Linked DNA regions of Mus musculus: region 2 is linked to region 1. Evidence: chromatin loops called from intact Hi-C (ENCODE). Cell type or tissue: heart. All regions are shown on one strand. Region 1 overlaps Satb1 (special AT-rich sequence binding protein 1). Region 2 overlaps Tbc1d5 (TBC1 domain family, member 5).

What was found. A loop is a pair of places that touch in the nucleus more often than their neighbours do. Peaks named below come from ENCODE experiments on the same cell type or tissue, not always from the same donor. Only the 100,000 strongest peaks of a DNase experiment are listed, where the experiment ranks them.
Region 2: it touches region 1 in a loop (6-fold over the local background); 7 of 42 quality-filtered maps call a loop at or near these places.

The regions. Positions count from the first base shown.
Region 1 is chr17:51,780,288-51,785,287 of GRCm38, forward strand. It overlaps Satb1 (special AT-rich sequence binding protein 1), which reads right to left. Exons shown (of 11, transcript NM_009122.2): 7 at 2,325-2,779. Among named protein-coding and RNA genes, the nearest start is that of Satb1, 50 kb to the right of the region's middle. In heart, no CTCF peak of the experiment used is centred here; no DNase peak of the experiment used is centred here.
Region 2 is chr17:50,811,999-50,816,998 of GRCm38, forward strand. It overlaps Tbc1d5 (TBC1 domain family, member 5), which reads right to left. Exons shown (of 22, transcript NM_028162.4): 16 at 1,758-1,843. Among named protein-coding and RNA genes, the nearest start is that of Gm41598, 24 kb to the left of the region's middle. In heart, a CTCF peak has its summit at 2,277 (motif pointing right); no DNase peak of the experiment used is centred here.

The sequences.
Region 1 (5,000 bases):
AAATGCATACACTCTGAAATAAACACACTACATGCATTCATATGAATGTATAATCACTGAACTAAATGCAGCTGCGTGTGGGCGCGTGCGTGTGATTTTTTTTTTTTAAGTATGACCACTGAAAGATACATACATGCTTGTGTGTGCAAAAGCTGGCTCTCGATAAACATTTAAATATCCACAGGAAACAATTCATATTAAAAAAAAATCCAAACAAGGCTCTTTCCACTGAAAAATACCAATCATCAATACATAAAGATTTAAAATTAAACCTATTTATTGATAAGCCCAGGGTTCCAAATAATTCTGTTTTGTTTTCAAAATTGCCCATTTAAAAAGTGTTATCTGGATGAAATTATACCATGTTGTCAATGCTCAGAAGAATAAACTCTCTGCTCTTCATATAAACCACAGAGAGCCACCTTTTTAAAGGTGCTAATTCATATGAAAAGAGGCCACTTACTATAATAAATCCTACAGAAAGCCACAAATGTTCTATGTAAGAACCCAAGACAGTCAGCATTTCACTGTCACAGCTAGAAACTGTGCTGACCCCACCCCTACAAGACACACACGGGCCATACCCTTTGTGCTTCAGTATACAAGTATTTGCTCAATTGTTCAAGGGCTTATCAGTAAATCTATAATCTGTGTCTGTGTCAAGGCTGTCTTTGTCTGAAGGCTTTTAATTGAATTCAACAAACATTATCTGACTTTATTGTAGAATCCCAGTTTGGGCCCCAGTACTAAGCATTAGTAGTAATTACTGTATTTGCAAAATAAAGAACGCTACAGCAAATCAGAATTTCTAGACAGTGACTTTTGATTCGCTGATTTTTTAGAATTATTGCCCTCCCCACAAGGGAATTAAAGGGTCATATTAACCTTACTAGCTAATAATAAATACAGGTTTAAAGCTGTAAAAACATGGGTCTTGGTAAAAATGATACAAAGTTTTAACCTAAGCCATAACCGGGTATAAAAGCCATCCTTCTAAAATCAGAACAATGAGGAACAGACAAGCAGCTGGGGGAACCTGGAGGAAGGAAGGACTGGGAAGGCCTCACCAGGCCTTTGGAACCTAGAGCCAGTCGGGACCAGCCAAACAAGAGCCACAGCTGGCACTCACCAAGGTTCAGGAACTCGGCTAACAAGGAATTAATACTGCATTATTTTTGTACCAAGAATTATTCTTATAATTGTGTAATAAGCAAAATAACTTTAAAGATGACAATGAGTTAAGCAAAGAACAAACAAAAAACAAAACGAAAGAAAGAAAATAAGAACAAGAAAACTGAAAGGACATTATGTCCTCCAAGTTAAATGTTCTTATTGTCCTGTGGCTTGGCTAAAAATAAACACCATCTACATTCTATTAGCATCTAAACATATACAAAATTATAAACACTAAAGATAAAAGATACTACTCTTACAGAGATTATGTCTCACAGGAATTTGGCCCAGGAGAGAAAAGGTATAAACAGGGAGGGGCATTTGTAGGCCTCTGGGAAAAATCTAAATTGAATATTCATCCTCATGCCTATAGGCCAACCAGGCAAGGTCTGTAGGATAGATAGGAGTGGAATACCACGAAGCCACACCCACCCATCCACTGTCCAGTGCTTAGAGGTCTACAGTGTGATAAGAGAGTTTATGGCTTTCAAATATTTACTATGTAGATTTAATAAAAAAGGAAGGAAAGAAGAAAGGGAGAAAGAAGGAAGAAAAGAAAGAAAAAAATCCTGGGACTCTGGAAAAAGGGGGCACCAGCAGGAGAGGATGTGAGGAGTGTGATCGATCCACACAACATGCCGTGAGAAACCGCACTTTGTACAATGCATATAACTCTACTACAAAAATGGGGGAAAACAAAGGAGTGAGGTATGGAAGAACGTGAATAAATCATGGGTGAAGGAAGACAAGCCAAGAAATGGCTGCAGAGAACTAAATGCTGGGAGTCACTAGTAAGCAAGCCGTATAGTTTCAAAACAGAAGTTGAAGAACGTCAACAAAGCACATTATTGTATTTAAGTTGATACGAACAGAAACATGGAAAAGGACACCGGACACTAGACACGTCTTTACCATCCATCAGTAGGGCTTACTGTTCTACAGGATGAGGACAGACAATGCCAGTCGTCTGCCCCTGAAAGTGGAGCGGCATAGGGAAAGAACAGACTGGATTTGGGCACCACAGCAACAGGCAACGTGATCCCATGTTAAGGGAAGTTAAGCCAGGGAATAAACACAAACACCAGCATGGACAGGGTTCAGGAACGAAGCAAGGGAGGGAAGAGAGAGGCAGAACAAGGAACACAACTGACCTGAGTTCGGTTAAAAGCCACGCGTGCAAATACTGCCTGTGAGATTCCGGCTCGTTTCAGTTCATCCCGCACCCACTGGTAGATTTCAGAAGAGACCTCCGTGTTTGTGGAAACTTGCTGCTCCAAAGGCTTGTTCATAGACCTACTGACAGGGGGAGGGTGGTTCAAGTACTGTTGGTTTAAGGACTGCTGGGCTAAGAGTCTGTTCACTGCATACTGCTGGTTCAGCAACTGAGCCATCACCAGCTGTTGGTTGACCAGCTGAGGACTGATCGGTGTTGACACAAGCCCAGGGTGCAGGTTCGGAAGAGGGGTCCGGACAGAGGGCTGACTGCCGTGAGAGAGCTGCGCAGGGGATGGAGGCTGCTCAGCTGTGTTTCCTGGGACAGGCTGCTGGCCAAAATTGACGTGGTTGGCACCTTGCTGGGATAGTTCAGACAGACTATCCATCTCAACTAAAGTAGACAAAAAGAAGAAACAAGGTCAGACAGCGATGAAGAAAATTTCTGATCATTTCTAATTTACAAACCTATAAAGAAGACAGCGGGCAAAGGGCATACTGAAGGGTAAGATGCCAAGGTCCAGCGTCTCACTTACAGTAAGGTCATGGCTGGTTTTCTCAACAGACAACTGAACACACTCTGCGTGCAGGACAACCTTCCAGATCTTGTTTTGAAATGTGGCTTAGAGTTAAGGCAGCGGTTCTCAACCTGTGGGTCGAGACTCCTCCGGCAAACCTCTGTCTCCAAAAATACTTACATTGGAATTCATAACACTGTAAATTTACAGTTATGAAGTAGCAACAGGAATAATTTTATGGTTGGGGTCACCATGTCCTGAGTAACTGTGTTAAAGGGTCTCACCATTAGGAAGGTTGAAAACCACTGATTTAAGGCATAAAAGCTACTGTCTACACACTTTTTGTTTTTTTATGTTTGCTTTAGGGTCAAACTATTACTGGTTTTCAGTTCTAAGCAAGAGAGGGCTCAAAAGCAATGGTTGCTTCTTTTAAGCTGGCCTTAAATATACTGCTTGCTGAATGGCAACTAGAAACCATGAGCTAAACTAAAAGCAAATAAACTATGATTACAAAAAAAAAAACTAGTGAGAAAATTACAAGTTCTTCCTTATTATGTTAACTCTAGCAATCCAGACAAAAGGAGGAAGCAGGCTATCTGATAGGGTGTAATGAGATGGGCGGAAGAGCTGGCTGCCGTGCTTGGCATTATAGGTGGCCTGCTCATTTAAGGCAATCACAGGCACTAAGGATATCAGCAAATACTTGTAGGGACCAAGCAAACACATACTCGAGTAGAGCAAGCCAGCACACCCAGTGTGGCTGAAGCTTGAGTGCTTTTCATAGAAGCTGTGGTTCTTAGCATCTCTCGCAGATGCTTAGGAAGGGCAAAGAGCTGTTCTGGTACAATGGTGGCACTGTCACGATTCTGCAATTTATTCTCACCTACCCGGGATGAATGCTTCTCCCCTGGCTAGAACACTTGTGTGGATTGGCTGAGAGTCAGCTCTAAGTGTGTCAAACGCTTTTGCTGCTACACAGAATAGACTAGAGGGAGGCTGAGACCAGAGTGTAATATAAATAGGTAAACCTTTTCAGATGTCCACACTTTCCATAGATAAGCTCTATTTGGCTTTTAATCATCGTTTCTCTTCTCATTAAAGATGCAGATTTTATAATCAGAGGAACTGGTCATACTGCTATACTCAATGTTATATGCAAAATATAACTAAGAATGGAAAGAAACCCTTAGTTTCTACCAGTGACATCAGCCCAAGTGGGCCATTCGCATGGAACAGTAATTCAAGCAATTATTCCAAAAATTGATGTATTGTCTTCATTACGGCCCTAAGCTATAAAAGGCAAAGAATCCGTTTTGGTAGATGGATGGCTTTTCTTCAAATATTAAAAGCTAAAACATGCTCAAAATTCTTATCTCTAAGTCTTCAGGAAAAGTTATTATTGCTACTATTAAGTGAATGTAACAGTGATAAAGATTTACAATAGGGCATAACACTTTGTATATGAGGCACCCCATTCCTGTTTGATTTTAAGATGTAGTATCTAGAAGTGTATGAAAGAGGAAGGTATATTACCCTTAACCATAGTGTGTGCTCCTGTGAGCTCTAACAGATCCACAACAGAGAACATGCCAGACTCCAAATGCTCCGCCATAGCACACAACTGTGACCCATCGTTTTATACCTCGGCTCATCTTGATGCTGCCTAACAATGTTGACCTAATGCTGTGTGTGCAGAGAGGGTGCTAGACTAGAATTGGAAGTTCAGAAATGAAAAGTGCTGGTTCTATTCCAGGTAGGAAGGCAAGCAAGCTCCTACCTACGGGAGCTGGAGCTATAAAAACCACTCCATCTCAATGGTGGAACCAAACTGTCTCTAGCGAGTCAAAGGCAGTTAAATATTGTTTGAAAGCTGCTGTGAAAACGGGCTCTTCCTCTTTTTTGCAAACAAAAGCAAAAGTCCCTAAGCATGATTATCTCTGTGAGAAGTCACAGCCGGTATTAGTTATTCAAGGCCTGGTTAGGTCTTCACTGAGATGTTACGAAATGACAGCTCTCCTCACGCCTCGATTTCCTGCATGTCTGACAACCGAGTCGGTGTAGCTGATTTAAACACAAACATTTATTGAATTTAATTAT
Region 2 (5,000 bases), 970 kb before region 1:
CTGAGTTTGAGGCCAGCCTGGTCTGCAGAGTGAGTTCCAGGACAGACAGGGCTACACAGAGAAACCCTGTCTCGAAAAACCCCCCCAAAAAAAAAATTAAAAAAAGAAGAAAGAATAAAATGACCTTTAATTAAAAAAAAAAAAGTAAAAGAAACAAGAGACCTTATATACTAAGTGAACCTAATATTCCCTTTTCTTTTAAACATACAACAACTAAGCATCTAAGCATACAAAAACAAAGGGTAGGCAGGATTCCTGACAGTAAGGATCTGAGTGTGGTTGTTACATGGGTACCTTTGGTGCCTGAAATAATCAAAATCCAACAGTCAATAAAATTTGTTGAAGTAAACGAACTAGTTACTAGTTGTGAAATAAGACTCAGATGAAATGAACAAATAGAATGGAGCTCCAGGCAGTCTCACGGGCCACGGAGCTGATCTCATGATTACATTAAGTAAGAGACAAACGCTTCCATCAAGGCGGGCGCTTTTGTAGCAGTCCTGTAGTGTCTCACTGCTGTAACCCAGGGTTCAGGTTGAAGGTAAAAGTCTGCCTCCTCGCCGCACTCCTGCACAGCACTGGAGCCACCAGCCCCTAAGCAGCAGTCAGTTCAATGCAGACCATACTGTAGGTCTGCACTCCAGAAATGTATATTTAGGCTGCTGGAATTCACAAGAAAAGCTAACATACAGGAAAATGTTTAAGAAAAAAATTTGGTTAACTTGGCAGCATTTATCTATCATTGCTAACATTGTTTTCTAGAGTAAACTTTGAAATTGCATTCTAATTTGAAATGGTTTTGGTTTGACAAGTTAACTCTTGAGACATCTAAGTACAGTATTATGAAAGAACAAAACTGTTCATCAACCCTTTATGCCAATGTTAATTTCTTTTAAAAGTACGATTTTAATGGTTTTTTATTCCTACAGTGACCCTTAAGATTTCTATGTATGCAATCACTGATGCACACACAAGATGCATTTATAAGCTTATTTTGTAGTTTCAAAGTCAACTGGGAAACGCAATTTTAATTTTGTTACTGAAATAATTTAAAAATACATCATAGAAATGCCTCTTTTCATTCAACAGTAAAGATCCAGAAAGAGATTATATCAAGTAGAAACTATTCATGTTTATTAGTGTTAGAAATATGAAGCTGGTAACTTCAAAATGTATTCTTTTGATATATTTAAAAATTTCATAGTATGTATTCATTGTACACGGTACTGTTATAAAAGAACATTTTCATGCAAGTATATGTTATATGTTGAACATATCCTGCCAATACTGCCTTCTTTTTCCCTTCCCAGCCTTTTGTGGATTAAAACGGTTTCATTGTGTATATAGACTACATCTTCTCTATCCACTTCTATGTTATTGGACAGTTAGGTTAGCTCTAAAACTACGACAAATAGTTATCCAGCAAATGGGAATGGGCCAGTGACTCTGTGACACGATGTTCCGGAGCCCTGTGGGTCAATGCTCAGGAGTGGCACAGCTGTGTCCTGAGGTTGATCTATGTCAGTGTGCTGAGGATACTACATATGGATTGTGGATTACTACAGTGCTGTATTAACTCATATTACCACTGTCATAAAAATACTGTCTTATGATACCTTAAAGAACTTCAAACAAAGATTCATTACATATAAAAAAGTCTAAAGTCTAGAAAACAGTCCTTAGGAAAGATGTACAAATTCCCCATGGCTTCATGACTGTTTGTGATTCACAACTGTTGCCGATGGACAGTGACTCACCGGCTTTTGTTCATAAGGTCGGCTCCCCGTGCTTTGTAGTAGTCTAAGTTGGGGTGGAACTGGTAAGTCGCCGGCCTTGGATTTCTCTAAAGAAAAAGAAATACAAAACAGTGTCTAAAGGACCATATATAAGACATTTAGTAATTATCATACCTGGCTAAAGGAGCATATATCAGACATCTAATAATCATCATACCTGGCTAGGTGGCCATCTAGTGATTATCAGACCTGACTTTTGTTCCAGTGGTTCTTTCTTGGCTGATGAAAACTGAGAAACATCAAGCATACTCCATTGTGACCTATGCTGCTGTGCGAATGCATCAGTGTCGCTAGGCTGGTTTCTGGTGCTTTCAGTCACTTTCAAATATATATTTCAAAAATGAGATAAAATTACAGCAAAACTGAATAATTACTTGGTTTGCAACATAAGCATGAATAATCAAAAGAGGCCAAGGGACAATAGGTGGAGAAGGTAAAAACAATCCTAAATATTTGATGGCCAGAAATCTAAATATGTCCACTAGATGGCACACCGAGTCCTCCATTGCCAAAAATGAATTGTTTTAAAGTTAACAATTTCTATGTCATCTAATCTTATTCATGAGTTTAATAAGTACCAAAAATGTGTCAGCCAATGGAAATATTAGAAGTATGGCCATCAAACTGGCCAATGAAAAAGGGCCAATGCACATTTCTATAAAAGTGTCAATTCTGCCCTGTCTGTCATTTAATATTATTTATAGTATGGGAGGAATGTCTTCAAACCATTAAACTGGGTGTGTCCATTTAAGTGTACAGCTATTCTTTAAACTGTACTAATTATTTAATGTGCTAACCTCCTCACAGACTATTACAAATTAAATATACTTGCACTTTATAAAATCATAACATTTACACCATAATTTAATTGTATATTACAATCTCTAACATAATAAATTACATAATTCCCTCTAAAATGTTTTATAAACATCTGAATGTTTTCTAATGTCCACGTAGGCACTTAATTTAGGTAACAACTAGGTCTTTAGACCAGAGCATGCACTGTTCTCTGAAAGATCTAGTTAGAAACAGAATGGCTGAATTTTATCATAATAGAAAAACACGGCTATGCTTAGATACCAACCCTTGGAGATATCATCTCAAGGTACTGATATGCCTGCATGCTGGGGTGGGGTATAGAGGAAATATAATTAAGGTTAAATAGTTTGAAATTCATCAAGCTAATAAGCTGCATCTTAATGGCCATGAAAGACCTTTTCTCTTTTTGCTGAGAGTATTTACACAGCGCAGCCTGTTCATATCTCTTCCAAGCCAGCCCTAATCATCTGACAGAAATGACAATCCCCTGATTTAACTACAGCTACTATTCCATTGGTTTGGTATTCAACAGAGATCTGTAATAATCAAATCTGAATTGCCTTGATGAAGATAACGGCTGCTTCCGTGACTACATACTGTTAAGTCTAACTGCAACTTCTCTCTCTCCGAATTATATAGGTTTCTCAGGGTAGCTGATGACAACCTAGACCCAAGTATACTGGAAAAATAAAATAGAGGTTAAAGCCACTGGCAGAATACATTCCAGGTCAGAGTCTGCTCATCATCTATTTTAAAAATTACCTCCTACAAAACTACGATTCATGACTGATTCTGCTCTTTATTCTCTGAACCTGGAAAAGCATTTTGTTTTTGCAAATATAAAAGAGGTTTCTTTTCTGACTTTCAACAAACTAATAAAGTATCATGCTACTTTTGTTAGAAAATATTAAAAGAGCAGTCCCAGGGAATGGTCCCTGAGACATCTTTACAAAGAAATGACAAGCAATTCAAGACATGAAGTGCTGATCTATCTAGGCACTTAAAGCCATTATTAGGAACAATGATGTGACTTGAACACATGAATGGACTCAATATTGCCTTCACTGAGACCTATTTAAATTCCTAAGAGACCTGCTAGAATCAAAGGGAGATAGTTAAAGTCTTGCAGTACTGAAACAACACAAAAAGTAAAAATACAAACCAAAACAAAAAGAATTTGATATTGAATAACTACTGAAAAAGCAAGAAAATAAAAAGGGACTCAGTGTTCAGTTCTGTGAAAGGAAAAGTCTCTTGTTAAGACAGTGCACCATTAAAACAGAAATGTGCACACATATGATCTGCACAAGCACCATGAAAAATATAATGTGGGTCACAAAAGTAAAACTTATCTAAGACACAAATGTACACACACACACACACACACACACACACACACACACACACACGTGCTTGCACACACCAATTAAAGCAGTGGTTCATAACCTTCCTAATGTTTCAACACTTTATTACAGTTCCTCATGTTGTGACTCCCCCCCCCCCCCCAACCAAAATCTTATTTTGGTCCATAGTATTTTACTACTGTTAGGAATAGCAATGTCAATATCTGATATGTGACGCCAAAGGATCTCACCCCACAGCCTGAGAACCACTGAGGTAGAGAACTGAGGCCATAGATTTGAAAGAGTGGAAGGAGAGAACATGGGAGGAGATTGAAGCAGGAAAAGTCTTCATGTAATGTAAAAAAGGGCTATCACACAATAAATACTTCAATACCCATCAAAATGCGCCAAAATCAGAATCAAAACTAAGTAATTGATCCCAATCATTATCAAGCATGAATTTATACACACACATGTGTAAGACCATGTTCCAACATTAAAAAAAAATTCCTTTCCTCAGTGGGATAAAGTAGGAATGAGCAGAGTTCTAACTTAAAATTAAAGAGATACTTTCCCTATTTTGAAGAATTTCTTTCAAATATAATGTATAAAAACATAATAGTTCTTCTTTATAATCTTTAAGATGTGTAATTTTTCTCTACAATATGAGGCACTAGACTTTTACTAACATAAAATTGTATATGAGGAAGACCAGACCCCATGAGATCTGCAATTTCTCATGGTAGACCTCTAATACTATGCATGTCATTAAAGCCATTTTCACAGTCCAGTGTTCGGACTACAGAATTATCTTCAAACCAAAGTATATTAAGTCAACCTGAACCATGCAGTGGCTACTGCCTTCCCAACATGCTTTTGTTATTTCCACAAGATCCCAAAACCACTTCCACACCGGCTTAGTTATAAAATCAATTTAAAAGACAAAATCATCTACCAGTTACAGCTAGCTTTCTTCCCTTTCCAGGTCTTCACTAGGAGAGATAGTTACATAAATCCCACTGAGGGAATGGTCTTGGAAAAT